Regions from separate parts of the Homo sapiens genome. Here region 2 is linked to region 1. Evidence: chromatin loops called from intact Hi-C (ENCODE). Cell type or tissue: PC-9. All regions are shown on one strand. Each heading gives the region's core, and the rest is flanking DNA. Links, peaks and the distances in the headings are about the cores only. Region 1 overlaps CAVIN4 (caveolae associated protein 4). Region 2 overlaps MSANTD3-TMEFF1 (MSANTD3-TMEFF1 readthrough).

What was found. Hi-C counts contacts between places; a loop is a spot of excess contacts. Peaks named below come from ENCODE experiments on the same cell type or tissue, not always from the same donor. Only the 100,000 strongest peaks of a DNase experiment are listed, where the experiment ranks them.
Region 2: it touches region 1 in a loop (4-fold over the local background); 47 of 110 quality-filtered maps call a loop at or near these places.

What each region holds. Positions count from the first base shown.
Region 1 is chr9:100,586,263-100,602,872 of GRCh38, reverse strand. It overlaps CAVIN4 (caveolae associated protein 4), which reads right to left. Exons shown (of 2, transcript NM_001018116.2): 2 at 14,484-16,610. The coding sequence ends at 16,422. Among named protein-coding and RNA genes, the nearest start is that of CAVIN4, 16 kb to the right of the region's middle. RefSeq lists an enhancer at 3,832-4,126. In PC-9, for the core only: no CTCF peak of the experiment used is centred there; a DNase peak (open chromatin) is centred at 15,282.
Region 2 is chr9:100,505,588-100,522,197 of GRCh38, reverse strand. MSANTD3-TMEFF1 (MSANTD3-TMEFF1 readthrough) reads right to left here. Exons shown (of 10, transcript NM_001198812.1): 3 at 13,064-13,193; 4 at 8,865-8,891; 5 at 5,427-5,523. TMEFF1 (transmembrane protein with EGF like and two follistatin like domains 1) reads right to left here. Exons shown (of 10, transcript NM_003692.5): 3 at 13,064-13,193; 4 at 8,865-8,891; 5 at 5,427-5,523. Among named protein-coding and RNA genes, the nearest start is that of TMEFF1, 41 kb to the right of the region's middle. RefSeq lists enhancers at 6,815-7,315, 7,316-7,816. In PC-9, for the core only: no CTCF peak of the experiment used is centred there; DNase peaks (open chromatin) are centred at 5,917 and 6,207; H3K4me3 peaks cover 1,319 bases; H3K27ac peaks cover 2,101 bases.

The sequences.
Region 1 (16,610 bases), core at 14,111-16,610:
AAGTGTGAGACAAAGAGCAGTGAATATTATATTCCCTATGTGTCCCTATTTTCAGAGCACAGGGTTCTTGTGCTTTCCCTAAAACTGTTTCCTAAATCATGCAGTAGCCTCTCAAGCAAGCAGAAGAGAAGCTGTCTTGCTTGACAGTATTCCATACAGTTCCTCTGGGTCAGTGAAGAAGTGAAGATGCAGAGGATGTTTTCAGAGAAGTCTTCTGTATTAAGTGACTCAATCACACTCACTTCAAAGAGATCTCCCGACTCAAAGGCATTTTAACCTGAAGTGCCACTTCTTTCTCAAAGGATATCAAGTACCAGAGTAGCTTAGCCTGCCATCTTGTGGCAAATTGGAATATGGACAGGAAAATCACTGGACCAAGACTGGAACAAGCTGGAATACCTGCTTTGTAACAGGCTCTTTGTAACATATGCTAGACACAGGGGCTCTACAGGGAGGCAAGAAAGCAATAGTCCCTTGCCCTCAGGGAGCTTACAACTGTAGAAGAAAAGATAGATATTAATCCGAAAAATTACACGAACATATATAAAATTACAGCTGTGAAAAATGGTCTGAAGGAGCTGTCCATCATGCTTGGAAAGTGGATAAAGTGGATTCAGCCTAGGCAGGAAAGGTGGAGAAGACATCCCTGAGAATAAGACGATTCAACTGAGGTCTGAGATGAGTAGGGATTTGCCAGGTGAACAAGTGAGAGAAGATGACTCCAGAGAGAGAAGCAGTAACTGTAAAAACCATGTGGTGGAGAAAAGCTAGGGGGGACTCTGGTATGAGATAAGGCCAGGAGGTAAAGAGGGGCCAGATGGTGCAGGGCCTCAGAAGGCATAAAAGGAGGTGTTTTTTATTTATCCCATAATCAGAGTGAACCTATAAAACAGTTTATGCAAGGCAGAGTGACAGAATCAGGTTTACATTTCAAAAAAGATCACACCCTGTATCAGTCAGGGTCCAATCAGGAAACAGAAACTATGCAGCAATTTGAACAGGGAAAATTTAACATCAAAGATTATTAGCTTTTTAACAGGAAATTGGAGTCACAAGGGATGGTCTGTGGGAAATAAAGAAAACTGGAGACAAGAGAGAGAAAGAATTCCAAGCATAGCCGATACAAGGAACTGCCACTAACCGAGGAGGAGCCTCCTACTGAGATCTGGAGCTTGTTGGAGACGCCATGGCCGTGGCTTACTGGACAACACAGAAGTCTCAGTGGTGGAACTTACTGAAAAATGCACCCTCTAGGGTACCAGGGAAAGCCATTCAAAAGGAGGTAACTCTCCAGAGACACTCCATAATGAAACTGCCCAAGAGCATGCCACAGGAAGCTTCTGGCCACTGGGTGCTGCTGGCCATGATGCACTACAGGAGCTGGGCTTAGGAGCCTGGCACCTGTGAAGCTGCCCACAGGAGGTGGGCCCTGGGAAATCTATGCACACTGCAGGAGGCTGCAGAGAGCCAGAGAGCCATACAGCCCAACTAGGAGAGAAAACTCCTTCCTCCTCCAGTGTCTCTCCAGTGCCCTCTGCTGACAAAGCTTAGCAACATGCCAGGTGGCAAAGGAAACATATTTAAAGGGCCCAGCCAAAGAAGGCAATGCAGAGTGGATTTGAAACTGAGGGGCCATAAATTGATAACCAGTAAACATTGGCCTCTTATATGGAGAGCTTTCTAGAAGAAGAGTAAAAGTGGATGCAAATAAACCACTTAGGGGGTGCTTAAGTAGCCCAGGAGAGGGAAGAAAAGGAGATAATAACCTATAGGTTCTGGAGCAAATACATGAGCAAGTTCCCAATGGATTATGGGAAGGACACCAAATAGCATGGCTTATGTCCCTGTGCTCACTGACCTTGCAGAAGAGCTGCCTCGAAAAGTATGGCTAAGAGACCAAGGAGAGTCAGCTGTCATACACGGGTCGTAAGACAAGAGATTGGCAGCACCAGCTGTGTGGAGTCCATTCTTTGTATACAAAAGGCAAAGGAGTAGTGTTGCTCCCAAGAGACAGACTTGCCAGGCTTAACAAGAACATCAGTTCCAACAAAAGCCACTCCCTAATCCATGCAAACAAACACTGTCAAAGCCAGGCCCACAAGGGCAGGCCTTTGGATCTAAAAAATTACTAGACAACAGCGAGCATGGCTTGTGATAAGGCCTTTTGGCTGACAGCCAGCAATCCTGGCCTTTTGGGGCTTCATACAGGCCTTCGAGCTACCTGCTATCTCAAGAAAATGGGTGGAGGGGAGTCCAGGTGAGGAGATGAAATGTCACAGCATGTCTCTGAGTCATCTCTCACGTCTCCCAAACATTAAATCGCCAAGTGGCAGAACCTGAGCTCCTACTGAGAAGCCAGGGTTAACGTAAATTTATCAACAACTATAATTTACTAAACACAAAAATAAGCGTTTAGAATGGCTTCCTCTAGGCAGTGGAACCGTGGCTGGAGACAGAAGTAGGGCAAATGACTACTGACGATTGCTTTTTAAATAAACCCTTTGGCATGGTTTAATTTTTTTTAAGACTTCACTGAAGGTGGAGAGTTTACAATTGGATAGAGAAAGTTGTTATATGATTTTGATATTGGACTGGAATTTTCATAACTCAAATAAGATTACTTTGGGTCTAAAAGTAACTAGAAAAATTTTTATTATCTGAGAGTGACGAAAGAAGTTGTAAGAATATGCCTGAGATGGTCAGTGGGAAAAGAACAGTTTCCCTCTCCTGATACTCCTCTGAATTCAGCTCTCTCAATATAATGGCACACATAGGAAGTGTGCTGAGAAAGAATCGCTTAGAATTGAGTTCTGCTGGTTGGTGGAACCAGGATTTCGACAAATCTGAATGTAGGGGTAGTCGTGGTTTCTAAGAGTTGAGTAAGCTCTTTTGTTCCATGAAAGTGTTGCCTGCTTGTAGGTTGGTTTGCATAATGCTGCAGTACCAAACTAAAATTCTTCTCATTTGGAAGTGTGAATCCATATCTCAGAATCAGTAGTGAAACAGACCATCCTGGTGGATTTGCAAAGCAGGACTTGGCTAAAACCTTGAATTCATTATCTGTCCATAAAGAAGATATGAGGTCAAAGAATAGAGATGGGAAGAGAGGTCAAGTGAGGATCCTTTGGAGAGATCTGCTGAACCCGCAACCAAAGGAGGTGGTGTGAGGGGCCTGCTTCTAACCTCAAGCTTACCAAAGAGGGCCTCTGAGGGACCACTCAGGGAGCTTGCAGTCCAAGGGATGCAGTGCACTGCTGTTTGATTCCCATCCAAGAAATCTGGAGGCACAATGGTGCCTTTCAGGTGTGGCAAATTCTGAAGGCTGATTTTTTTTTTCTTGTGGAGCCCTTTCAAAGTTTCCTCAAGCAATGCCTCCCCTCCAGCGGACTCCTGACGACAACCCCCTCAACTTACGCATCTGACAGTGAGGCCCCAATCCCCTTCTGCTGAGCTCTCACCTTCGAGAGGAAGTGTCTTAAGGAGAATTTTTTTCCAAGTAGCCAACTCCCTACCACTGACCCGCTTGGCCCAGGAAAAACTCAGTCATCATTGCCCTCTTGTCATCATATGGACAATTTGTTCGTAAGTCTAATTCAACCAACGAGACAGAAACTGCAAAGCTTAAACAGCTCAGTCGCCAGCCATAAATAAAACAGTGCCAGGAGAGAATAATTTTTCAACTATAAGGAGACCAAGACAAGGGAATAATTTACATTTCTGGTTTGCGTGAGTGGAGCTGCGAAAATAGCCCATCATATGTACATCACTATATTTTAACAAATTTCCTATTGGTAGACGGCTAGACTGCGACAGGAATTAACAGGAATTCCTACAAAACAAACCGGACTCAAGCCGGGCGCTGAACCTGGATGCTGACGGAGACGGGAAGAGAACACCCGCCCCGCAGACCTCGGCGCCTGCGCCGGCTCTGCACCGGCTCTCCGCGGCGCGCATGCGTTACGCCATTAGCGCTTTTCATGTGGCTCCTCCCCGGCCCCGGCGCGCTTACTGCGGGAAATGCAAAATTCCCTCCTCCTGCCCGCGGAGCCGGTTTCAAGAGAGCGAGCGGTGGGTTCTGGAACCACCCTGTCCTGCCGGAAGCGTACGCTCCCCCGCCTACCTGGGGACTGGGCGGGGCTCCAGGGAGAGAGGCCAGGCCTCCGCAGCCCCACCAGCTCCGGCCAGGTGCGTGGTATTCGAGAGTAGATTTGTTGTGAGGGTTAAAGTACTTAAAGTTCCTTGCCTTAAATAAAGAGCATAATAAATTGTGGCTGTTGTTACCTGCTTCCGTCACTTCTGGCGCCTGAGATTTGGTTCTTCCTCTCCAGGATTAATTTTGTTTGCTCAGTCTTCTTCCACCTGCTCAAGAATTTTAACCAGTTGCCACACCTGCGGCCTTCGCTTTACCCCTTCTTGGCTGGGCCTTCTCCTTCAGCTCATCTCCCCCATCATTTACAAATACCCTCCTGTTTTCTGTGCTCTGTCCCTACCTACCTCTCCTGTCCCCATCTCATGAGCGTTATCAAAGGTTATCACATTTGTCTCTTCTCCTCCCACCCCATCTCCCCAACTCACTGGAATCTGGCTGCTTCTACCCACTCCACTCAAACTGCTCTCAGCAAGGTCCTCAGCGACCTTGTCATGCACCCCAATGAACACTTTTCCATGCTGCTCTCTCTGCAGCTCCTGACACATCTATCTGAAACTGCTGCAAATCCCTCTGTCATCCACAATGCTCACACTCCCGGTTTTCCAAACTCTCTGATCACTATATTTGCCAGAAGTGTGTCTTCCTTCCCCTGCCCATTTCTGTTGGCTCCCACACACATGCTTCCTGGTTAGTTGTTTTTTTTTCACACTCCACACTTTTATGGGGTGAAGATCTCCTTAATGCCATTGTTTTTGCCTTGCTGATGACTCCCAAATCTGTACCTCTAGTCTAGATCTTTCCTCTGAGCTTCAAACTCCTGGCTATCCCACAGGCACCTCAGACTTAGCACCCCCAAAACATATCTTTTCCAGCAAACCTGCTTCAACTTCTGTACACTTTCTTCTTTGTCCCTCTTCTCACTGGATAACATCATGTGCTGTCTCAAGCCAGAAATCCAGGAGCCACCTTAGACTCCTCCCTCTCCATCATGCCCAGCTGTGGGCTGGCTTCCCTAGGAAACAGACTCAGAGATATTGTAGGTGGCTTATTGAGTGATGCTCTCATGAACAGCACCTGTGAGGGCTGAAGGATGAAGGACAGAGACAAGGAGTTGAACACTTAGTGAGGTTTAAACCGGGGCCTCAGCCAATGCTATGGCAAGCTCTGGACCCAGGAAGGTCCTTCAGAGCTGTTCCACGCTGAAGCCAGAAGCCACACACATATCCCTCAGTCAACCCGTCACTCAATGTGGGCTGCTCTCAGGAGGGGGCATGACCTTGGGTGAGGTGGCTTTCTCTGCTGAGGGCAATTCCTGGAGACAGACTTGGGCGAGAGCCATCAGCCGTCAAAACTCCCAGCATCTGGAGGGATGAGTGCCAAGTCTTAGAGGGAATGTGATTGTCACCATAGAACCCACTACATCCCTCATACTCGGTCACCAAGTGTTTTATCTATTTCTACATTTTAACTTTCAAATAAAATCCCTCCCTTTTCAGACTACTCTATCTGAGGCACCATGGCAGGGACAGAGCAATGGGCTGAGCAGACACGGTGCCAGTGCTCAAGAGGTTTACAATCTAGCTGAGTGAATAACCACCTAAATATATATTTTTAAACTACAATAAGTGTTCTTATTGTGTAACAGGGGAGGCTTTCCCTGTCAGGGAGTGACGTAGAGGCAGGGAAAGCTTTCCTGAAGAAGTATCATTTTCAATGGAATCTGAAAGATGAATAGAAGTTAACTAGGTGTATTCTTAGTTGGTTGGGAGGGGAGTGGGAAGAGTGTGGACAGGCAAATGGAATTGCCTATGCAAAGGTCCTAAGACAGGTGGGATAAGGCATTGGAGGACCTGAGAGGCCAGTCTCTGGAATGCAGAAACTGAGGAGGAAGAATAAGAGATGAGGATGAAGTTAGGCACGCAGGAGCCAGATCTTGCAGAGCTCATATTTGAGCCTTTTTTTCCTAAAAGTTATGAAAGCCACTGGATGATTGTGATCTCTGTGTAGTAAAAATGCTATGTCTTAGTTAAGCAGAATATGCAACTGCCCACAATCAAAGTCGATAAAATGGATCATATACATCTACAAAATGGTTTCAAGTTAAATTCTGTTAATGTTAAATGCTAGGGGCAAAAAAAAAAATGCAATGCAGATACCACTATTACAATAGCCTCCTTCTCTATCTCTAGAGGCTACTTGTAGTCCCTCTAAACAATAACACCTATTTTTGACTGCTTACTAAATGCTAAGTTTGCTAAGTGCTTTCCATAAAATATCTGGCTTAATATAACACCTTTAGGTGGGTACTATTTAGAAACTGGGTTCAGATAATATAATTTGCCCAAGTTCTCACAGTCAGTAAATGGCAGACACAAGCCAATTTTCCAGTTATAAAGCTAAAGCTCTTGATTGTACATTGAAATACCCCACCTAAGCTTTTGGAAACACTCAACTTCACAACTTTCAGTATCTCCATGCTGCCTTCAACTTCATTCCACCATGCCCTTCGCAGTAGACTCCCTTTGTAAATCAATGCCAACCTGATGCAAGCACAGGTTTGGAATACACACACCCTTAACACCATACAACAAACCACAGCTACCTTTTGAGGGCCACCACTAGAACCAGGACACTTTCTCCTGGCTCATCCCACCTGATACTTTTTCTCCTCCTTACCAACCCATGATTTTGATGCTCTAATCTCTGGCAGCTGAACCCAGTTCTAATTAATACATGCTAATATATGCTAGATAAATGTAAATTTACCTGAATAAGAGCCAAAGAAAAACAGAGGCAAATCCACTATAGTATTCTACTAATCATCCAGTTTGTCATTTTCTATGTTAAACCTCCCCCTCTATTCTTAATCAACAGTGGATAGGTTCCAAACTGCCTGTGCATAAACAATTATGAAAATATCCACTAGATGTCAGCCTTGAGCTGCAGTGAGGCTTGGGGAGCGGACATGGAATGGAAAACTCTTGGGAGTTTGGGTGATTTCCTTTGCAGTGTAAACTAAGGCAGGAACTGTAGTTAGCTTTTTGTATGAACACAATGGCTGGATTTTTTCAATGAGTATAAATACAATAAATTGGATCATGTCGTTCTTATTAACACGTTCCCATGGGTCCCCTTCTTATTCAGAGTAAAACCCAAAGTCCTTAGAACAGCCTGTGACACCCCACTGCTCCCACATTTCCCACCTCACCCATTTCAACCACACTGTCTCCTGAACACAACTGAAACTCTTCCTAGAAACACCTGAATGATTGACTATCAGATTCAAACATTCTGGTCACCTTACCAGAGGCCTTCCCAGACACCCTTTCTAAAATAGTGGCAGCCTGCACCACCCCCACTCATAATGCCCTGCCCCCTTACCTGACTTCTTCTTCACAGCACTTATCACCACCTAACATAACTATATTTGCTAGTTACTAGTCTTTCTCTGGAATCTCTGAAAGCAAGGGCTCTGTTCACTACTTTACTCCCAGAAGAGTGCCAGGCTTACATGAGGTGCTCAAAAAAATACTCATCAAATAAATGATCCTAATTCAAAGATATTCAGAGAAGAGGCCATAGTTCAAAGAGGCATTCATTTGTTTTCATTCAGTAGATACTTATTAAATACCTATTATCTTATTAATGAGAAACACAGTAAGTCCTTTGCACTTACAGAATCTCAGAGAGAATGCACACACAATTTTAAAAGGCTTTACAAAGAGAGAGATATTTGGGCCAGGTGTGGTGGTTCATGACTGTAATCTCAGCACTTTGGGAGGCCAAGGAGGGAGGATTGCTTGAGCTCAGGAATGTGAGACCAGCCTGGGCAACATAGTGGACCTCATCTCTATTAAAAATAAAGAAAAAAAAAATAGCCAGGCATGGTGGGCATGTGCCTGTGGTCCCAGCGGTCCCAGCTACTTGGGAGGCTGAGGTGGGAGGATCACTTGAGCTTAGGAGATGGAAGCTATAGTGAGCTATGATTGCACCATTGCAATCCAGCCTGGGCAACAGAGCAAGCCCCGCCTTAAAAAAAAAAAAAAAAAAAAAAAAAAAGCCGGGCACGGTAGCTCATGCCTGTAATCCCAGCACTTTGGAAGGCCAAGGAGGGCGGATTACGAGGTCAGGAGATCGAGACCATCCTGGCTAACACGGTGAAACCCTGTCTCTACTAAAAATACAAAAAATTAGCTGGGCATGGTGGCGGGCACCTGTAGTCCCAGCTACTCGGGAGGCTGAGGCAGGAGAATGGCATGACCCCGGGAGGCGGAGCTTGCAGTAAGCCAAGATTGCGCCACTGCACTCCAGCCTGGGCGACAGAGTGAGACTCTCAGAAAAATAAAAAATAAACAAATAAATAAATAAATAATAAAAATAAGGGGAGAGAGGTGAATACAACAATATGGCTGCCCACTATGAAAAACTGTGAAACAACAGAAACACGATGCATGCAGCATTTCTCTCTAGGCACTTCATTTACTACTCTGCCTCCAAATACAAGATTGTTCATTCAATTCTTAGAACTTCCAGATGGAAATGTTTCTGGAGTAGAAGCCTTTCTTTGTGATTAACCCGATTCCCTTCTCCTGCATTTAAACCCATTTTCTTTTGCATTTTATATTGCTTTGTCCTCAATGACAACAAAGGCCACAGGTTACCCTTCTCCAGATTCCTCCTCGTGCACAATTTACAGTGTCCTTGCCTTTGACCTTTAATTCACAGTTGAGAATTTTTTTTTTTTTTTGCCAAAACTCATAATTCAGTTTCATGATTTCCATATACATTTTCCCCATTCCTATACCTCAAGCCCCTGGAAAAATCTAATAATCGTCATCCTTTCTACACAAAATTTTGAGACAAAGTCAGGAAAAATAATCCACCATATGCACATGACTTGGTCTCATCAAGCCACAGGAGTAAATCACAGGCTTCCTTGGACCCGGCCCAGTGCAGGCTTCTCCAGCTCCTCTACCTTGAGAGGGGCTGGCATTCTGGAGAACAAAGAGGGTGGAAGGATGCTTTAGCAGATTATCGCTGGAAAAGATGATTTAAAAAAAAATAGGCAACTAGCAAATCTTAAGTGATTTTACCCTCCAATAAAGGTGTGTCTGAAATGCTGATGATTTCCTTTTATGTAAGATGTATGAGTTTCAAGCAGAGAATATGTTGGTGCATTTTCCTAATAAATCTACAACTTATGATTTATTGAGATATTTTCTCTCCTGTTAAAGAAAACATAGTCCTATTTCTTGGCAGCTGACAGCATATGAATGTTTCCCTCTGAAATCTTCTCTATTGCTTTCAACTAGAAAGGAACACATCCCATGCATAATTCTGTTAATTTATTTCTTCTCCTTATGGAAACTGTCCAAACAAATGTGGCCACTTGAAAGGTGCTAATACAATTAAAGTGATACACTCATTTCAATGATTTTATTTTACCCTAAAACAACATATTTACATAACCAGAGTTTGTTAAGAATTTAAAGCCTGTTCAGATAAAAAGCCTAGTTAGACCCTGGTAAGTTATGAATATTGGCCCATGACATTATTAGGAGACCTTGGCTGCCTTATAATACTAAGCAAACTTCAGCCAGGAGTAACACCTCAATGGATTCACAGTAACAAACTGAGCCAAACTCTTCAGACTGGGGTGCTCATTGTAGTTCTAAATTTCAGCTTAGAACAATATGTAATGTTCCTCTTAAAGTGATTCTGTCAGGGGCTAGAAACCAGAATGAGGATAGAGACTGTTTGCCCTTTCAAAGGTAATGACAGTCACAGACTGATCGGCAGAATATAATTTTTGAAATAAGAGCCCAAGAACAATTGTTCAGAAGAATATTTTAGAAGTTTGACAAATAAAAGATCTTTATCCACTCCTTTCAAACTGCATGAAAACTCACAATTGCACTTACCTATACTTCAACAAATGTGTTATCCAGCCTTCATCTCTGGGCTGGGATCTGTAATATCCAACTTGCCTACCTTCCACTTGGTCCTCACTTAGTCCCCGCTGAAGATACACATACCTCAATTCAGTGTGTCCACAACAGGCCTCAGAAGCACTACAGGCTGAGTATCCTGTAACTGAATGCTTGGGAACAAGTATTTGGGAGAAGTGTTTCAGGTATTTTTTTGGATTTTAAAATCTGGCATTATACAGGTTGAGCATTTCCTTAAAGTGTCTTGTCTGCACTCAAGAAGTTTTGGATTTAGGAGCATTTCAGTTTTCGGATTTTTGGATTAGGGATGCTCAACATGGAGAAGCTAGGTTCGGTGGGCTCTGTTTAACTCTGCATAGTAGGCCTGAGAAGTGTAAACGAGGCTGTGGCTTCAAACTGGACCCCATGTTCTGACCCAGAGGCCCTGGCCTCTCAACCTCCCCTCTCCTTGCTACCTGCTCACTTGAGTTGGAGGTGACCACAGAGAGAAGGCACTCCATCCCCACTGCTCTCCCTGGCTGAGGATGTAAGCCAGCCTGCAGGCTTCACTGCTAGCTGAGAAAATGGACTCTGCTCCTGCTCTGTAAACCTTGCTTACCTGCCACCACATCAGAGCATGCAGGTCCCAGGGAGGGCCTAAGCCACATTCGCCAGCTGAATTTACTAAATGCCCTACTTTGGGGGGATTTATTGAACACATGCTCAGGTTGTAATAAAGGTGTTCTCCATTTTCCTGACAATCCTTGTATGAACTCTCCATAAGCCAGAAACTTGGAGGGGAAGAATGGGTTGCATCAAACCCACCTTGAACCCCTGATACATTTTTGATGCCATGACTCATATCTAATATGACAGACATGGAGGGATTAAATTTGAAAACAAGTACCCGCAATGAGATCAAGGCTCTTGCTGCCACCATGGCAGCTGACTGGAGAAGCTACATGAACCTGGGCAATTCGCCCTGACCTATGCAGCTGGTCACAGCAACTGTTATTGTGATGTCAGATGGAATAAAGCACAGCTTTGTCTGGAATCCTCAGGTGCGCAACAAAAAATGAGATTAGAAAATGATAATGTATTCTAAGAATCAGAAGTAGCCTTTCTTTGGACCACACAAACAGAAACAAACAGAAATCTGGCCTTGAGCAAAGACACAGATGGGAAAGCAGCTTTCACAATGGCCTTAGATCTGCAAGGCAGTTCTGCTTCCCAAGGACTTTCGCATCTTGGTGGAGATGGCAAGGCACCTGCTACAGCCAGAAAAGGGTCCCTTCAAAGGAGGCTTCTTCACGCATAGGTAGAAGCCACAATGGCTGGAATGGGCAGACCTCTAGTGGGGGAGCTTCTGGAGTATGGGCATAGTTCCCCTTTGTTCCTCAGCCACACTGAGGGATGAGTAACGAAGGCTGTCAGAGGAGAGACAGAAGCATCAGGAGAGCGCTGTCTTAGAACAGTCTTATATTTCCTGTCCCAGTGACTGGCACCACTTGCGACTTACCCAACTCAGAAACCTGGCAGTCATTTGTTCTCATCACAACCCGCAGTCAAGCTGACCCCTCCATAGCTCAGTTACTGCTTTACGTCAGGTACTCCTCTTACCTGGAAAAATTCAAGGCCCCTACCAACTGGTCCATCTGCCTCTGGTCTGTTAATAGGACATCCTTTAAAATCTCTCAATGGCTCTCTATGGCCTTTGACATAAATCTCAGAACACCCTCATACAATCTCTCTAGCTGCATCTTGCCTTGAATTCTATTCTTGACTCAAATGGCCTTCAAATGCCAAGTTAAGCAACACTTTCTCTAATTTTCCCCGACAGCATTTCCCCAGATTGTGAGATATTTTTCCTCTATGTTCCCCTATCATCCTTTCTGAAATCTGAACATGATGTGTCTATCTCCTCCACCAAGAGAAAAGTTCCTTAAGCATAGGGACCACATCTTTCATCTCTGGATTCATAATACAGACGGCTAGCATATGGGAAGCTCTCCAAGTGCTGGTGACCCAGAGATGAGTAAAATGCAGTCCCTGACCTTAAGAAGCACAGTCTAGTCTAGAAGACGGTTACACAAATAAACTGCAATACAGAGCAAGTGCTAGGGCAGATGCATAATCAAAATACTCTATAAACAGCTTCCATCTCTGCAGTTCCATCATCTGATACATAGCATTAGTCACACTGCTGAATTTTTGCTTGTCTCCCAGAACTGTGAGCCTGAGATATGAGATAGGAAAGGGTGGGGAAGAAGAAACTTCCATTCATCTTTGAATCCTCAGTGCCTCACACAGAATCTGTGTGTGTGTGTGTATATAATATACATACATATATATATATGGAGTAATTAGTCCTGCCCTTCCTAGGGATGAAGGGACCAGGGAAAGCTAAAATTAGGGAATTGACATTCTCAGTGAACTTGAAGGGCATCTCTCAGAATGAAAGGGAAAAGTGGTGCTCCAAGACATACAGCATGGGCAAAGGCATCAAGTGGCAGAGCATTTGGGGAGGGCATTTTGACAAAAGTGGTTGATTTTAGGAAGATGCCCAAAGTAAATTCGAACTGTGAGGATATTCTGCCACTCCAGTCTACCCTCTTAGGGATCCTTGGATGTCCTAAGAGATGCACAGTGAAGTGGTTATCCTAGATCTCCTAGCCACTGCTTATGAAATACAATGACGGATTCTGACCTGGGAAGGACAACTACAAATCCTGAGACAACATAATTCAGAGGTGGCCACAAGAACAACACACAAAATTTAGCATGAAGCTTTTTCATTTTTTATTCACTACAGACCAGGGACTACCATGCCCCAAATTCAAACAGAATTGAGGATGAGACCATAATGGTCATTCCGCCGATTTGGGAATCATGATCTATAATTTTCTTAGCAGGGTTCAATAAGCTATAGTAAACATGTCTCAGAAGAAAAATGAGCCCAATGATTTCATGTAATGGAACTGCACAGTTAACAATGGTTCTGTGGAATATTTTACATAACATGACTCATGCTTTTTGGCTGATAGAATCACAATGAACTGCAGGTCTTGGTCTAAACCAAACCCTTTAATGTGCATAGAAGGCAAAGAATGAAATCAAAATGTTTTGTATTTTTATCTCGATTTGTAGTTTTAATTTATGGAGGCTTCGGGGAATTCACACACACACACACACACACACACACACACACGCACACACCACAAGTACACTTTCAGCAAGCTGAATGTACTTTTCTTTTTTGAGAAGGAGTCTTGCTCTGTTGCCCAGGCTGGAGTGCAGTGGCGTGACCTCGGCTCGCTGCGACCTCCACCTCTCGGGTTCAAGTGATTCTCCTGCCTCAGCCTCCCAAGTAGCTGGGATTACAGATGCACACCACCACGCCCAGCTAATTTTTGTATTTTTAGTAGAGACAGGGTTTCACCATGTTGGCCAGGCTGGTTTTGAACTTAAGTGATCCGCCCGACTTGGCCTCCCATAGTGCTGGGATTACAGGCATGCACTACCACACCCGGCCTTGAATTTTCATGTACTTTGTTGTTTGCCCTGCTTCTCTAACCTGTAAGCTACAATCAGGCTATCACCCACTCAGAGGAAAGACCTGGATCATCGCGTGCCGGAGACAGACTTGCACCCCCCTACTCTATCCTGTCTACTCTGCAGAAGAGCCTGAGTGGCTCCATGCCCCCTGGTGTCTATAGATGCTACACTGTTCTATCTCAGAGCAAGGAATCTTGCCAATGGTTTTATTTGAATACACTGTTTAAAATCTGGTATGTATAATTTCTAAAATACACATGAATAGGTAAAATAATTTGTCCCTGTTATCTGAAACTTTAAAAATACAAACACTGACTAGAATATTCCTGATGTCAAACGGGACGTGTGACTTTGCAGCCCATTATTTTTATACCAAGAAAATTAAGTTAAAGGAATAATAAATTATGAATGTAGCATTTGGAATGTCCCAAATATGGGAAGAAATGTAGAGAAACAGAGCAACATGGAGGGAAAATCCTAGTACCAAGAAAGCAGTACAAGGTTACAATAAACCTCCAGGGACATGAAACTGTTTAGTGTTTTGGGGTTGCACAAAGTCTACCATGATGAAGAGCTGACCAGGTTATAACTCCTTCCTCATCAAAATTCAAATACAGCTATATGTGAAATGTTCCATAAAATGTCAAGTCTGGTTATATATGAATCAGTAAGCAAACTGACTTTACAAAAATTCCATGACAGTAATGTTTGCAGAAAAATATTTCAGGTCAACTGATATTTATTCTGCATAGGGCTAGAAAAAAGAAAAAGCTTGTAACTTCTTTACATTCACTGTTTGCATTATTAGTAAAAATATTTATAGGACACAAACATCAAATGTTGTAATAACATTTTCTTAAATTCAAATTTATTATGGTTCTTAAGAAAATATGTGATTAGGCACCCAAGATCTTTCCAAAATGTCATAAAAACATTTTAAAATTATTCATTTGAAAGTGTTATCCAATGTTGTATACACTTTAGTTTTCAATATAAAAAGGTAACAACATGAACGATATTATGATTTCATGTATTCATGCAAGGTGAAGAGGAAATGATGCTGAATCAGACTCCCAAACCCAAACATCTGAGTAACTGAGTCAAATATTTTAAAGCCGATTTATGTATGCCTGTGTGTATATGTGTACACTTATTATTTTAACTACCATATGATTATCCAAAAACTGATCTGAAAGTGAGAAAAAAAGTGGGATAGCTGATCGTTGTCCCAACTCTTCAAATTCAACAATTTCATCATTTCTTCTCTATTACAACACCATGCTACATTAAACATCCTTCAAGTACAGAATCAGTACTACCATTTCTTTCTTTTCTTTTTTTCTTTTTTTTTGAAACAGAGTCTGGCTCTTTTGCCCAGGCTTGAGTGCAGTGGCACAATCTCGGCTCACTGCAACCTCCGCCTCCTGGGTTCAGGCAATTCTCCTGTCTCAGCCTCCTGAGTAGCTGGGACAGGCGCATGCCACCATGCCCAGCTAATTTTTGTATTTTCAGTAGAGTCAGGGTTTCGCCATGTTGGTCAGGCTGGTCGTGAACTTCTGACCTCAGGTGATTCACCCACCTCGGCCTCGCAAAGTGCTGGGATTACTCCCCGTGAGCCACCACACCCGGCCCATTTCTTTCTTTCTTTAGCAACAATAGACATTGTTCTACTTCCTGGATTCCACGATCTAAAGCTAAAAGATAAGGAGAATCTGGCTTCCTCCCAAAGCAGCTATGATGAACTCCTATCAACACTGTTTTGGACAGCTGGACCCTGAAGGGTACACTCAGGAAAACAGGAATATTTGTGGTCATTTCCAAACCCAATGCATCAGGGCCGACTTTAGAAACATAGTCACAATTTTATGCCTCATACTGCTTAAACAAATTTAGTGCTATAGTCCACCAAAGATCTTAATCAAAAGGAAATTAGAAAGGGTCTGGCTGGGGAACATTTTGAGACCCAACTAAAACCCAAGATATAGTTAGTCTGATGAAAAAGTGGTCACCCAAACATTTACTTATTTTTCACTCTTGATTCTGTGAAAAGGCTTCTGAAGACCAGCTTTAGTTTCTCTCCAACCTAGGACCTTATTGATTGGTGCTGAGGGCTTTTTCAGAAGGTGTAACTCTTTCCATTCTGTTTTGGAGGAACTGATGAGGCTTGTTTTCTCTGGGTGTGCTTCTTGTTCCCCCAGAATGTGTACCATTTCCTTTGATCATCACAACAGTCCTCTGAGGCAGGCAGCAGAGGCCAACCCTCTCCATTTTTACTGATGAGAATAAGCAGATGACTTGCCCAGGGTTTTCTTATAAGTAAAGCTATGATACTAGAGCCAAATGCTCAAGTCCAAAACTTCAATTTTTTAATGTGAAAGCATCAAAAAAGGGGTGTGACTGCTAATTTACTAACAAATCTGTTGATCTGAACATCTGGACGATATAACCCACACATGAGTTATTCCCCTTTGAGGCTGGCCACAATATTAATCCTAACCAATATTTAGAGTTCTCCTGCAAATGACGGCCGCAAAGTTGCCCTTACCAAACACGTAACTGGCCCAACCTAGGAAACTATTTTTCTGGTGGACAAGAGAAAGGAACTAAAAAATCCACAGCTGCCATGAGAAAGAGTGATAATAATATTTATATTATCTTCAAGATTTTAAATATAAGAAAAAAAATACATTTATGTTTTCCTACATGGCACAGAAATGTAGACGACTACACTATTCAAACTAAAACTGCATGATTAGGAGATTCATATTTAGGATATACTTAATTCCTCTTTACGATGAGTGCTTTAAATCTAACAAAAGAGATTCATCATCCTCTACTTTCACCTGAGATTTAAAAGTAACTTTTAAAGGCTCGGGGGTGGGGATTTCCCTTCCTTCATGGGGAGGATACACCGGCCTGGCTGCCTCGTGTTCTGGTTCACTGAGCTCATCAGAGTAGAGCTCACTGATGGGGCCCAG
Region 2 (16,610 bases), core at 4,793-7,292, 71 kb after region 1:
AACAGAAGGATAGAAAAGGTACTTCTTCAGTTCTTGTTTTAAAAAGTACATGAAGCTTCCAGAAAGGAGGATATATTGCAGGACACAAATGTGTAGCATTACTCTGTTTACACAAGAGAAAAGATATCACTGCACCTTCTGAGGGAGAGACTCGTCATATTGTAGTACTGACCAGAAATCTGCATCAAAACAGAAAATGGTACCACAAATGACTAAGATGTCCAGCAGGTGGATTAAACTGGTTATCCATGTTGTCTGCCATACCCTGCACCTGTATGATTCTCTGAGCAACTCTGAGATATTTATATCACTCAGGGGGATAAATGGAAACAGCATCTCTAAAAAGGAGACTGACATAAAAAAGGCAGAAGAGCAGGGGCTATTTCCATAAAGTGCATTGCAGACAAAGTTCAAAAGGAATAACTGGAGGATTTTTATAACTCACCTGTATTGGCATTAGGCCTGATGATTCTACAGACTCCTCACACCATTCCTGGGCAGGGATTTAGGTCGGGTATATAAAAGGTACTGAAGTGAAGGAGTCCTATGATTATGTGTCCCCACTATCCAGAGAAGCAGCTGATGGCTATCTTACAACAATAACTTCGGCCTTGGACAGATTAGAAATACTGTTTAGAAAGTGAGGGGGTGTGGTACTAAGAATATGTGGTTTAAGAAATACAAGTTGCTGTAAAGGAAGGCTGTTTTCAAGTTTTAAGACCCAGTAGGAAGTCTATGCACTGTTTCACAGTGGTCACAGTGAAATACTGAAACCCACTTATGTGGGGAGTCATATTTCTTGGAGCCTCAACCACCTACACCTCTAGGTATAAATTTGAAAGGTAAGCATTAACGAACATAACTGTCACAAACCCAAGCAAAGCCCACGATGCCATCAAAGAAATGCAGTGAGTTTCAGGAAGGAAGGGTGAGGGGGAAGCCTCTTAGAAGCAAAAATAATTTAAATTATAAATGAATTACAATAGCCATTGAGCAGACAAGACAGATAAAACACATACAATGAATAAAGTTCACGCACTTCACTCAGAAGAACCTATACACTCTTATTTTACATTTAGAACTTATTCTTACTTTAGATACAGTTTCTGCGAGTGTTTGTTTCCTATTCCAGGGAAGCAGAGAAGCAAATTAAAAATTGAGGGCATCTACAGTCAAACTCATTGCCAAGGCACACTGACAGCATCTAGAAGCAGCAGCTAACAGCCTTACAAGAGAGAAGAAAACATTTTTAAAAAACAGATATAGAACCCAAAACACAAAGCTAAATGAAGCCTTAAGTGCAGCAGTGAAACAACCACACATCATGGGCCTCTACATGTGCATGCACAACACAATAGACTGATTCCTTGTCATGAGACCTATGTTCTGGTTCTCCATTCAGCCTTTCTGAACTCACCTTCACCTATAAAAATCAGGATAATACTTCCTTGCTCTACTACCAAACAGAACTGCTCAGAATAGCTTAAAAATATATTATGTGTAAAAAATGCTCTGAAAACTGTAATATACTACATATGTAATTGTAAGAGTATGTTAAACATGTTCTGTATATTCTGTTTAAGAAGGCAAAGAAGTATGTAATGTATTTAAATCAATTTCTATTTAAATGGCTAAATTTAAAAAAAGCACTTCTCTTAATAGCAGAAAATTAACTTACACGGTATCACTTATCCCCTCACCAAAATGCCAGATTTTTTTAACAACCATTAGCAAGAGAAAGAATTTTTAAAAGCAAGAGAAAGATTTTAGCTGCTCTTTGCAAATCAGATAGGTTGGATAACATTTTTTCTGACAGGAAAGACATTTCAAATTGAGAAAAGACAAAGTACATTTGATTTTCTGGGTTGTTTGTTCATTTGTTTTTGGAGACAGGGTCTTGCTGTGTCACCCAGGCTGGAGCACAGTGGCGCAATCATGGCTCACTGCAGCCTAGATCTCCCAGGCTCAAGCAATCCTCCTGCCTTGGCCTTCTAAAGGTTCTGAGATTACAGATGTAAGCCACCACAGCTGGCATACAATAAAATTTTAAATGAATACTTACACCTAAAAAAATACATGCAGTACACATCTATTATAGTTTACTATAGAGCAATACTTTTCAAACTGTAGGTCATAATCACTAGTGGATTATGAAGTCAATTTAGTGGTTCACTGCCAGTATTTTATAAGAAAGTAGGATAGAAAATATTAGAGTACATTGCATTTAATAAAGGTAAGTACTATTCCACAGAATTTTGTTTGACTTAATATTTATTAGTACCATGTGTATATAAACAGGAGTGCTGGATAACAATGCAAATGTATTTTTTACATGAAGTGTAGTCAAAAAAGACTGAAAGTCACTGGTAAGAAATTCAATAAATAGGCATTTGATTTCTAGATGCCAGCTAAGAACTAACAGAATTTAAAAGCAGCTAGTACTCAGAGTGACCAAGACTTAATACAGAAGTAAAGAAATCACAGCTGGGACCAGGCTGATGAAGAGGGCAGTGTTTTTGTTAAAAAAAAAAAAAAAAAAAAAAAAAAAAAGTCACTGGGCAGCAGTCCTCAAAGTAGGAAAAAGAAGATAACATTCCTTCCGGGAATTTTTTTCTTTAAAGGAAAATTAGAAAGAGGCAGATGGTAAGAAAAGCACTGTACTATTAATTAGAAGAATATACCCACATCAAACCCTCTGACTTTAGTCGTCAATGATTTCATCTTTGAAGTGAGAGGATCAGACTAGAAGATAAATTTTTTATTATTTATTTATTTATTTATTTAGTCTTTTGAGATGGAGTCTCACTCCATCGCCAGGCTGGAGTACAGTGGCGCAATCTTGGCTCACTGAAACCTCTGCCTACCAGGTTCAAGCAATTCTCCTGCCTCAGCCTCCCGAGTAGCTGGGACTACAGGTGCATGCCACCACACCCAGCTAATTTTTGTATTTTTATTAGAGACGGGTTTTCATCATGTTGGTCAGGATGGTCTTGATCTCTTGACCTCATGCTCTGCCCGCCAAAGTGCTGAGATTGAGATTACAGGCATGAGCCACTGCGCCCTGCCTGAAGATAAATATTAAGATCCTACCTTAATACTCTGATTCCAATGCAGTTCATAATAATTAAGTCATAACAGAACTACTTGAATTAAACTGAGCTTTTGTTCTTAATAACTAAAAGTTTATCTTTTAATAAGGAAATTATGTAACATCTTAATAAATAATAGGTTTTTATATAAAAATCAAGACTTAATGGCTAATGTCATATTTCTGCAGCTTTCCATTTTCCAGACCTAAACGGCCCAGCTGGATAGGTAAAAATTACCTTTAGATACATCACTATTCACCTGGTTAGCAACCATGAAAAACACATGGAAGGTGCTTTGAGGGAGTTACATAACCACTATATAACTTTCTTGGTACCATGGCCCATTTAAAAGTTAAAAAAAAATAACCACTGAGATACATTTACACTGTTAAAACAACTGCAATCAGTAACAAGTGCTTTACAGACTAAAAGATTAGATATTACCAACATTTCCTTTTGTCTCTTTCCATAGAAGGATCAAACACTTTAGCTTAATCACTTTTTTCTAGATAAAGATACCAACTGCTTCCTTCGTATTTTCCTCTTGTTGCATCAATTTCCTTGCCTGACGTTGGCTGCTTGTCACTGTCTATGTGCTCCTTAGCCTGCTGGTAAGAGCCTGCATGCTCCTTACTATTGGTAAGCCCTTCCATGGTCTATGTCCACTTCCTTATGCTTAGAGCTGGTATCTGCAACAATAGTGGTGGCAAGCTCTCAGATAAATAGACACACAAAAAATTAATTTAGTAAACACAACAGAGTTGCTCTGATTGGGAATAGGCTACATATTACACTATGAGGAGGTGTTTACATAAAGATATGTATTTTATCATGTAGATGTCTAGAACTCCCAGCCTCAAGCATTCCTCCCACCTAAGCCTCCCAAAGCACTGGGATTACAGACATGAGCCATTGCACCCAGCCTATTATGCAGATGTCACATCTGGAGCCACTTCTGAGACTAGATGGAATATGTTTCAATTCTAAGCAAAAGACCTCCATCTTTTTAAATTTAGGCATGAAAAATGATAATAGAAAAATGTATAAAATAGGGATGAATAGAAGCACCGCGAAAGGAATAAAAACAGACCAATTGATCAAGCCAATCAATCACTGACAGCTATTTTGACTCTGAACACTAATACAGAAGAGTACTAAGGAAAAATACTGACACATATACCTATATTAAGGTGTTTCATCATGCCATATCATTAGTACAAAATAAAAGGAAGAAACAGCATAATATCTATTATCAGTTCTCTCTGTAAGTCCATATTGCTCATCATTTCTCTATTGTTCTATAGGCCAGTATCTGCTTTGGAAAACATGTTCTTCCAAATCAAACCACTCTGAATGAAATGAATGGACATGGGTCAATCTATGTGACCAATATGCAGAAACAGTAAATTCAGGTTTTGTTGAGTTCATTTATTATTGAACTTACTTGTCTTTTGCCAGTTCTCACCCACTTTGAAATATGCACCAAATAAATTAATACAATTTTACCAAGTGCCATCCAAATAGCTGATTTTGTACATAATACTGAAAATTGAGTGTTCTTAATTTGCAAAACTAACTTTGGACATTAATGCTAATTAGATCATATTATTACTGTTCAGTGAAAGGCTCGAATATGCAGTTACGGGCTGAATAAATACGGAACTGGAAAATACACACCAAAAATATGTACAAGTAAGGAAGAAAGCACAAATATCTTATGGAAATAAATGTTTTAAAATAGATACTAAGTGAAAACTGAGGAAGTGAAGAAGATCCATTTATGCTCCCAGGTCCTAAAGTCAACATTAAAGCTTTTAGAATCAAATATGCAAAAAGCCAGCACCACAGGAAAATGAAAGAAGAATGATATTGGAAATAAATAAGAATACTGATGAAAGGAAAAATCAAACATGACTGTTGATAAATGTCTGCAGCCTTACTGTTCTAAAAAAGAACACCATTTCTTACAGGGAATGAATGGGAAATTGGACAGACAGTGCTGTCAGCTACAAAACCTACCTTAATGAAGGCTGAACATGAGTGAGAAAAGCACTTGGTATAAAATACATAAAACTATAAAACTACAGGGAGGAAGAAAAGCATAGATAAAACCAGAAAACTATAAATGGATTATCATTCTAAAATTATAACACTTAAACTGATTTAAATAGCCATAGTATTATATCAATTTAAAAGTCAATAGACTAGCATTAAACAAAAAAAAAATTTGAAAACACACAAAAGATACAGAACCAGGTAAATGATACCTTTCCACAATATAATCATACTGATGATTAATCTCTAAATAACTTTGTCCCTTCCCCTCAACCAACTCACCCAACATTTTCTGCATCTTCATCACACTCAGCTTTATATTTGCAGGGTCCACACTTGGAGTGTTTTCTGTGAACTTCTGCCCCTGACCCTTCCTCTTCTGTTTAAAAAGAAAAATCAAATTTACAACCAAAAGTTGGGATCCTTTCCAGATATGCTTCATGTTTTCAGCAGTCATTATCCTGTTTCTGAGGAAAATGTACCTGAGCTCTTGAAAACAGTCACTTCCAAAATCTACCAATGCTTGAAGTTCAAAAATGTTGCCAGTACTGAGTACAACATATTTTGTGAGGAAAACAAGTTTTGGTGCTGAAAAATGATCCCTTAAACTATGTAGGCAGAACTACACAGTAGGTTTGATAATGAATTGCTTTTTTAAGAAAAATTACCATATAACACTGAATAAGGGAGAAAGAAAAGAGACAGGAGCAATACATTTAAGTCCTGTGATTACCCTCCTGTTGCAATCAGCCTGTGCAAAGCTGGTCAGCAGATAAGCGCCTGACCACAAAAGAATGTAACTCTCACCTTTTCCTCACATCAGTTTCATACTTGTCTTTCTAACTACATAAAAACTAATTTCAGAGTTTAAAAAAAAATACTTATCTCCAAATTTTAAAATGGAAAAGGGTCTCTTTGTAAAGGACTTTTCTTCTTTTTCTACTTGGTCACTTAGCACAGCCAAAAATATGCAGATACAAAAGTATGCAGGTCTCTTATGCTCCAACGCAAAAGAAAAAAATAAAAACACTAAATACCTCCAGCCCCAAACTCAGCTCACATTCCACACTGAAAGGGCCTTACACTTTGTGGGTCTCAACTAGAGTGGATCATATCCTGATAATCTCAAACTGGCCAGGGAGATCAGTTCTGAAATCAACTTAAGGATTTCAGTTCATTCAAGGGATTTCCCTCGAATTTGGTTTGAAAAAGAGTACTATTCAGGGAGTGTCTTTTTTTTTTGTTTGTTTGTTTTTCAGACGGAGTCTCAGGCTGGAATGCAGTGGCGCAATCTCAGCCTGGATGAATCTCAGCCTGGAGAATCACTTGAACCTCTGCCTCCTGGGTTCAAGTGATTCTCCTGCCTCAGCCTCCTGAGTAGCCAGGATTACAGGTTCACACCACCATGCCCAGCTAATTTTTGTACTTTTAGTAGAGACGGGGTTTCACTATGTTGGCCAGGCTGGTCTTGAACTCCTGACCTTGTGATCCGCCCACCTCAGTCTCCCAAAACGCTGGGATTACAGGCATGAGCCACCACACCCGGCCTCAGGGGGTGTCTTATAATAAAGATAGTGTTAAAAAAGGTACACAAATCTGCCATGCCTGTTTGGTAATGCTTCCGAACTTCTAATTTTTGGTGTCTGCCTGTCCTTAAATAGAAATATTCCCCTAAACTCTCATGAATACTCCCAAACAGATACCAGGGATTATCATCCTAAGTAATTCTGAGGCCCCAAAACATCATAATATTCAGAAATACTACAGTTACCATGAGCTCACTAAGGTCTGTATATTAACTGGGGCAAACCACTTAGCCCTTCTAACTCATGCTCTCAAAAAAAAATTTTTTAAAAATGGTCAACCTACATCCTCAGGGCAAGATATCCAGCATTTTTTGTTTTGTTTTGTTTGAGACAGGGTGCAATGGCGTGATCACCACTCACTGCAGCCTCAACCTCCTGGGCTCAAGCAATCCTCCCGCTTTAGCCTCCAAAGTAGCTGAGACTACATACCACCACACCTGGCTTTTTTAAATTTTTTTATTTTTTTATTTTTTGAGAAGGAGTCTCGCTCTGTCCCCCAGGCTGGAGTGCAGTGGCGCAATCTCAGCTCACTGCAACCTCTGTCTCCTGGGTTCAAGCAATTCTCCTACCTCAGCCTCCTGAGTAGCTGGGATTACAGGCGCCCACCACCACGCCTGGCTAATTTTTGCATTTTTAGTAGAGACGGGGTTTCACCACATTGGCCAGGCTGGTCTCAAACTCCTGACCTCAGGTGATCCGCCCGCCTCGGCCTCCCAAAGTGCTGGGATTACAGGCATGAGCCACTGTGCCCGGCCTTTTGTTTTTTTTTTTTTTTTTGGGGTAGAGACAGGGTCTCACTATGTTGCCCAGGCTGGTTTCAAACTCCTGGGCTCAAGTGATCCTCCCATCTCAGCTTCCCAAAGTTCTGGGATTTTAGGCATGAGCCACTGCGCCCAGCCCAATATTGTATTATATAAGCAAATCTTGAGATCAACTCTCACTTCTTTAATATAGGAACAATGACAATGACAGTTTCCTAACTGAATACCTGACCACAGGGGCTAGACTACATGATCGCCTAAAATCTGTTCCAGCTCTAAGATCTGGAATTTATTATCTGATCCTTCACACCTGATTATAAAGCTTCTGCTTGAACATGTCCATCTACTTCAAATTCTATTGTTTGAAAGCTTTAATCATTTTTTTTTTTTTTAGCTGAAACTGTCATCCTTGAATTTCTCCTCAGGACAGTTCTCCTATTCTCCAGGAGACCTTCAAAGTCCCTTCCAACTCTGAAATTTTAAGATTCTATGAAATGTAGACGTATGGAGTGAGGTTTCAGGCAGTTTTGAAAGGATCATAACTGTAGTTTCCATTTGCATTAAGTGTGAATTGTACTGAAGTGGGTGTTCTTTGGTGTACCCCATAATATCTCAAACATTATTTGGTATACAGTACATACTCATTAAGAATTATAGCCTCATTAGACTATGATATAGATTAGTCAATCTCAATTCTGATCATTTAAACTCCATTATATGCTATTACCAAATATTAATCTTTTAAACAACAGAAATAATTCATATATTTGTAAAATAAAATCAAAAACATAGATAGGAAATTGTTAAAGGTTTAAATTAAACTCTAAATTCCACGAGAGTTGTTGGGCAAGTCTTCCTTTTTCTATGCACAACTCCCTCTGGAGTTTTTAACCCTGTACCATGAAAATTCCTGATGAGCAAAAACTTGAAAGCAAGGTATGGGAAAGAGTTACAAATACTCTGGTCCAAGCTAAAATCACTTGTGGGGATGATGCAACCTCAATTTAACAGAAACTACAACATCTTCCCCTTAGTATGACAATAAACTTCCAGAGAAAAATGCAAGAAACAAGAATGCCTAGAGCTGAGAGGGAGAGTTGGGTTAGGAGTGATGGCTAAGGAGTGCATGGTTTCTTTTTGAGGTTATTAAAATGTTCTAAGAGTGACTGTGGTGATGAATATATAACTCTGAATATCCTAATGAATATATAACTGTGAATTTACTAAAAGTCACTGAATTTGTACACTTCAAGTGGCAAATTATATGGTATGTGAATTATATCTCAAAGCTGATTTAAAAAAAAAAAAAAAAAGAAAAAGAAAGAAAGAAAGAAAGAAAAGCAAATATCCTTTAAGAGGTACTTGAAACTTACCTCCTTCTCCAGATCCAGATCCATTATCTGAGAAGAAAAACAAAGAATGAATATGAACATTTTTCCCGGAAATTTCATCTTATCAAATAATAAAATTTCCTATCAAAAATAAAACTGTGATATCCATTCTCAAAGAGTCCTTTTCTCATATTTTTGATATCTTATTTATTCTTACATACTTATTTTATGCTGCTCTTAAAATATAAATTGCTTAGATACATAATCATCTATATTTCATACATCTTTGTATCCCATTAAGGACATACCCAGATGCTTTGCACAGAGTAAAGACAATAAATACTGTAAAGTAAAAGGCTAAATATAAATAATTAATTTTAATCCACTCATTTAAAAGATAAGAGAAAATTTTAGTTTTTGTTAAAGCTTGAGAGAAATAATGAATAAGCTGCTTTTATTAGAAAGGCAGGAAAAGAGCTTTGGGTCTTACTACAAAAAAAAAAATCTTCTTAAGGAAATCTGCGGATAAAGACCAAAAGCCAAAAGGTAAGAAAAGCCCCAAGGTTTAGGAAGCAAGGAACCAAAGGCTTGAGGTTTTCATGTTACTAATAAAATTAACTTCCTCTAGGAAATCCAATCCGAAGGACTTACCTGACTTGTCGCTAGTGAAATTAAAAAGAGCCTTCATCAAAGTTACCAGAAAGAAGCCAGTCTCAAGTACAATTAATGTAAAATATTTATTCTATAATCCTAAAGGAACCAACATATTAGCACAGAACATGTTGAAAAGAGGGTAATGATGTAAAATCATCAGCACAGAGTCATTTTAAAAAGCAGAGAGAGCAAGTGAGGAATTTGATGCTTTATCTAGCACTTGCCAGGGGAGAGGATACCCTGGATCCTAAAGAACCCATGCTAGCTCTCCAAATTGTCCTCTAGAGCAGAAAACAACACTCAGAACAATATTGTTCCCTTCCCTTCAAGCTCCTTCGGACAATAATCAAATTCCCAGATACCACAGAAACAGGAGGAATTAGAAAAATATATATTGTATGCAGTACCCATTGTAAAATCTTCATGGGATTTTATGGAAAGTCTTAAATTATGTTCAATTTTGATTAATCAACCACAAAATGACATTTTCTCTGAGTAAATAAGGAGGAAATGAAAGAGTGATGGAACAGAAAAAAAGACAGCGAGGGAGGAAACTCAAAATTGTTTTTATGACCAAACTCTTCTTAGGAAAACACCCCTTTATTACTTCGATTCCACATACAATGATTGGTTACATATTATGTGCCAGGCACCATGGTAAATGCGAGGAATAAAATGATAAATAAGACATATTCCCAGTACACAAGATACTACTCCCAATCTTTTTTTCAAACCATGTCTACTTTTAATAAATATAAAAATCTCATACCTTCGTCATTTAGAATCCTTAAATAAATTAAATACTGTGGCTACTCTGATAACAAGGTAGAATTCTCCCTGTATGTTATATTTTGTAAATGGTACGCATTGCCCCAACCTACACGATTCCGTCCCACCCTGAGATTACGATACACATCCCTAGGTAAGACAGTACCTCCCCACTGAGAAAGCACTGATTTGGCTGGAGGTACTTATGTCAGATGAATGAAATACAATATGGTATATGTATAGAAATACACCCAAGGTATAAACAAACTCTGCCAGGAGATGTCACAGAAGGAAGATTTCACAGAGGAGAAAAGGCTTAAGACCAACCTTAAGCATAAGAAAAAGAGTTTTCAAATAAGGAAAAGAGAATAGTATTTCTAGTTCAAGGAATAGGATCCACAAAAGACCAAATAACATAAAACACTGCCCACTCAGAAAATAAAATCAATATAGCAGCTTATAACTTTGCTCATTCAATCCTTATTTAACAACCCCAGGAGATAATATCCACTTAACAAGTTAAGGAATTGGGGCTCAGAGAGGCTTAGTGATTTGTCCAAGGTCACACAGTAAATAAGGGTTGGAGTTAGGTTAAGGCGAGGTCTTGTAACCCTAGCACAGTGCTCCCAATCTACCACTTTGCTGCCTAATGTTTAACATTAGGTGTTAACACTTGCTGTCTTAGACATATGCTCCTCATAAGTGAAACATAATTTGAGACTGGAAAGAACCTCCATATTCCTCTTTAATTTCTAGATCATTTTGTGAAACACAATGTACTTAAAGAAGTATATAAGAACCACACCAAATCATAGTCTACTAGACTAAAAACATAATAATTTCTCCAAGCACGTGATTATTTTAGTGTGTATAGAAAGAATTTGGCCTTCCTACAAGAGAGGTCTCGTCTTTTCCCTCTGCTTCCGGAAGGTAACCTACGTCATACCTGATAGAAGGATATTTGTTAAGGGAGGGTGCTGACCACACTGGAACTTAGTGTTGGGGGTTGGGCCACGTCTAAGTCTTAGGGTTGGGGCTGGTTACACTAGAAAGACCAATCATGAAGAGTAGAGTAGGGGTTACAGGTCACAGTATTAGTGGACCCAGAGTCTTCAATTAACCACACAACCAACTCATCAAATTATACTTACATAATGAGCCCCAATAAAAACTATGAATATCAGGGTACAATGGCTCACACCTGTAATCCCAGCACTTTGAGAGGCCAAGGCAGGCAAATTGCTTGAGCTCACAAGTTCAAGACTAGCCTGGGCAACATGGCAAAACCCTGTCCCTACAAAAAATACAAAAAAAAAATGAACCTGGCATGTTGGCATGTGTCTGTAGTCCCAGCTACTCAGGAGACGGAGGTGGGAGGATCCCTTGAGCCTGGGAGGTCAAGGCTGCAGTGAGTCATGATCGTGCCACTGCACTCCAGCCTGAGGAACAGAGTGAGATGCAGTCTCATAAAGAAAAAACTATGAACACTGATGCTCAGGCAAGCTTTCCTGGCTGGCAATACTCCATGTGCACTGCCACATACTGTAACTAGGAGGAGTTAACTCTGTCCATGCCTCCACTGGGAAAGAAAAATCAGCAACTCCATGTTTGGAACCTTCCCAGAATCTTCTGGGCATCTCTTTCTTTGGTTGATTTTAACATGTATCCTCTCCCTTCATAACCACGCATATAACAGCTGTCAGTGAGTCTGTTAGCCCTTCTAGCAAATTACTGAGCCTAGGGTTAGCTGGGGAACCTCTTGATCTCAGCTGGTGTCAGAAGTGAGAACAGCCTTGGAGACTGTCCCCTTTGACTTTGTAGTTGACCCTAAAATTGTCACATTTAGTAAAATGGAGAATTTCTGAACACTGTAATATATAGGGAAAGAAAGGAAGTGGAAATCCCCTAAGAATGGCCTTCACCTTTACCACTAACCTTGATATAATAATTCAAGTTACCTCACCGGCATCTCTATCCCCAAACATTAATACAAACACAAGAAAATAACATTAATAGTTCCCCAAATCAACCACTACCAATTCTGGAAGGAAAAAAAAGATGAAGTAAATACAAACAGCATGGGATGAACAGGTGGCAGAGAAAAAACTTGGAAAGCAACAATCTGTGATACTGCTAATGACTTTCTACAGAAATTCCTCACCTTTTTTTTTTTTTTTTCTGAGATGGAGTCTTGCTCTGTCGCCCAGGCTGGAGCACAGTGGTGCGATCTTGGCTCACTGCAAGCTCCACCTCCTGGGTTCACGCCATTCTCCTGCCTCAGCCTCCCGAGTAGCTGGGACTACAGGTGCCCGCCACCACACCCAGCTAATTTTTTGTATTTTTTAGTAGAGACGGGGTTTCACTGTGTTAGCCAGGATGGTCTCAATCTCCTGACCTCGTAATCTGCCCGCCTCAGCCTCCCAAAGTGCTGGGATTACAGGCGTGAGCCACCGCACCCGACCTTCCTCACCTCTTTTTAAAAAATCATCAAGACAGATCCCCTATCATTCCCCACCTCAAAGCTCATTCTGTCTACTGTTCAAATCATAAGGCAAAGGACATGCAAAGAAAGTAAGTCCCTATAAAAAGAGTGTTAAGCCTTAACAATGTAGTAAGGAGTAACATAAGTCTATACAAGACCACCTGGGGTTGAAAAGCAACAACCTGAAATGAGGGCAAAAAAGATTTCCCCTACTCCCCGCAACAACCACCACCAATCCACACAGCAGTTGTGGAAATATACCTCTGACTCAAAACCCCCTTTTAGAAATGATTCCACCATATTTTCCAAAATTTATTCAGAAGAATATCATACATACCAGAGTAGCATGGTCCTCTTGCTATTACTGTTATCTCTTTCTGGTGCTTACAAGCAGCCCTTCTGAGAAAGCATTCATTTTGATAAGTGTCCCCATTTGATCCACAGACAGGAATATAATTTGTATGGCACTGCAAAAGCAACAAAAATAAATTCTCAGAACTAGGCATGAATATTAATAGTTTATTTCACATTCATGAATGCAATACCATAGCATTATGACATACTTCGCTACTGAATAGTCTGGGGTTTTTTTTTTTTTTTGGCTTAAAAAGAATTATGCTACTTCTTCATACCTTTTTTCACATTCATAAGGAAAATAACTACCAACTATCCAAAAAAATGAGAATGAAAATCTCTATCTACTTCATTTGCTTGCTATGAAAAACCACCAAGGTAATAAGAGGAAATTATTGACAATGTAAAGAGTGCTACTTATGTAATAGCATTTTATTATTATCAAAATTCATTTATTCATTCAAACCTAATCATAAAAATAGAAAAAAATCATTATTCAAAACATCTAGTAGGCAAAGTCCCAAGGTAAATGGTACAGAAGACACAAAGAAATATAGGATGATCTCTGTTCTTGGAAACCTTACAATCTTGTCAGAGAGTCATACGAGTAGGAAAAAAAACCAATACTGCAAAGCTAGATCATGTACCAAATCAGTAAGCATGTGATGCCTAATACCTATTATTGTAAGCTGAAGTATTCAAGAAAAGCATCCTCAGAGAAAGTGGAATATGAACTGAGCCCTGAAAGATGAGTAGAAATAAGACAGGTGAAGAAGAAAAAAGGTAATACAGGTTTGAGAAATGACACTGGACCTGCATGTAGGAAAACCTGAAAACATCTACATGTTAGAAATATCATAAATGACTAAAGTTTTAAAATCTGGGGAAAATGTTATAACAATATGATACAAGTTATTATTACTTAAAAAATAGATCATACAAATTAATAAAAACGGGACCAAAGACAGACATGAAGTGTTTACAGAAAAATTACAAATGGCCAGTTAATGCATAAAATATTATTGATCTTCACTAGCAATCAGGGTTGTCCACTAAGATGAGATGCTATTTCCAACTTATAAAATTGGCTATTAAAAAATTCAATTAGGTGGACATCCCACTACACCAGTTTTGGTTCTACTTTGGGGTAACATAATTAAAGAATATGTTTCAAGAATCCTAAAAAAAGGAATACAGTTTTTGATCCAGAATTACACATTTAGAAATCAATGTGACAGAAACTTGTAGACAAACATTTATTACAGCCATTTCCAACAGAAATTTATAATATCAATAACCTAAAAATCTTAATATCTAACAAGACAATGTTTAATTGAAGTATAACTGTTCAAGAAATTAATATTGCAGTCATTAAGAATTACCTTTTGAACTTAAACAATCCAACAAGCAAAAGGCAAATAATTCCATTAAAAATAGGGCAAAGGACATGAACAGACACTTCTCAAAAGAAGACATACAAGTGACCAATAAACATGAAAAAATGCTCAACATCACTAACCACCAGAGAAATGCAAATCAAAACCACAAGAAAACACCATCTCACAAGAGTCAAAATGGCTATTATTAAAAAGTCAAAATAACAGATGCTTGTGGGACTGCAAAGAAAAGGGAATGCTACACAGGTGGGAATGTAAATTAGCTCAGCCACTGTGGAGAGCAGTTTGGAGATTTCTCAAAGAACTTAAAACAGAACTACCATTCAACCCAGCAATCTCATTACTGGGTAGGTACCCAAAGGAAAATCAATCATTCTACCAAAAAGACACATGCACCCATATGTTCATCGCAGCACTATTCACAATAACAAAGACATGGAATCAATCTAGGTGCCCAACAATGGTGAATTTGATAAAGAACATGTGGTATATATACACCAAGGAATACTACACAACCATAAAAAAGAATGAAATAATGTCCTCTGCAGCAACATGGATGCAGCTGGAGGCCAATATCCTAACTGAGGAACAGAAAACCAAATACCTCATGCTCTCATTAGTGTTAGGTAAACATTGGATACACATGGACATAAAGATGGGAACAACAGACACTGGACACTACTACAGTGGGGAGAGAGGGAGAAAGGCAAGCACTGAAAAACTACCTATTAGGTACTATACTCACTACCTGGGTGGCAGGATCAGCAATAAACCCATCTACCTACACATGTAGCCCTTGAAACTAAAATAAAAGCTGAAGTTTAAAAATAGTAATTGTAAAAAAGAATTACCTTTAAAAAATATATTGTGTGACAAGAAAAGCTAACAAAGTTAGGCAAAAAGCACATATATAATTTCTGGGAATTCTGTACTTTTTTTTTTTTTTTTTTTTTTGAGATGGAGTCTCGCTCTGTCGCCTAGGCTGGAGAGCAGTGGCATGGTCTCGGCTCACTGGAAGCTCCACCTCCTGGGTTCATGCCATTCTCCTGCCTCAGCCTCCCGAGTAGCTGGGACTACAGGCGCCCGCCACCACGTCCGGCTAATTTTTTTTGTATTTTTAGTAGAGACGGGGTTTCACTGTGTTAGCCAGGATGGTCTCGATCTCCTGACCCTGTGATCCGCCCGCCTCGGCCTCCCAAAGTGCTGGGATTACAGGCGTAAGCCACTGCGCCTGGCCTGAATTCTGTACTATTTTTAAACGTATTATGTATTCCACAAAGCTAACTGTAAATGTTTTAAATAATATGATAATATAAAATAAAATATAGCAAGAAAATAAAGTATATTTATAGCCCATTTAGAAAAAAATGAATACATGTAAAATAAGTCCTGGAATAAAATGTCAACAAATTTTTCACATTACCTGTCTTCATGGTTTCCCAGTTCCCTATTTAAGATTTTCCATATTTCTCTATTTTTCTTCAATGAGCAAGACTTACTTTTATCATTTATCTACTTTTAAAAAGTGATCAGATTTACTTTATGAAGCATACATATGGCATGCTACCACAGGTCAAGCACTGGTAAAAACAACTTCTAGTAAAATATTTTATAACCTAGTCGACTTTGTTATACATTCAGTATCAGCAGAATCTTACACCAACTTTTCTTAAAATTATATTTTTATTTTAGGAAGCCTCCCTATTATATATATTCCTCCAGTTTTTCATGGATCACATTGCTTTCTTCTCTTTCCCTAAAATTTACACAATACCTAGTATGATGTCTACATAAGTCAATGTTACTTTGTAATTATACAATACTCAATTAGCCAAGGAAACTACTATGAGCTCCAAGATATCAAGTGCTAAATCTATGAACTTTCCAATCCCACTTCATTCCTCAACAAATGCTTACTTTCTAACGTAGTGTTGTGTTCACAAAGGTGCCAATATCGCCCCCTAGGGGTGGCTGTCCCTGTGGAGGCATTTTTGGTTGTCACATTGACAGACGGACATTACTGTAATTTACCAGATAGATTCCAAGGATGCCTGAAGTACTGCAAAGGAAAGGACAGTTCCATACAACAAAAGCAAGTACCACACAACTTCTGAATGTCTCTCTGGCTATTCA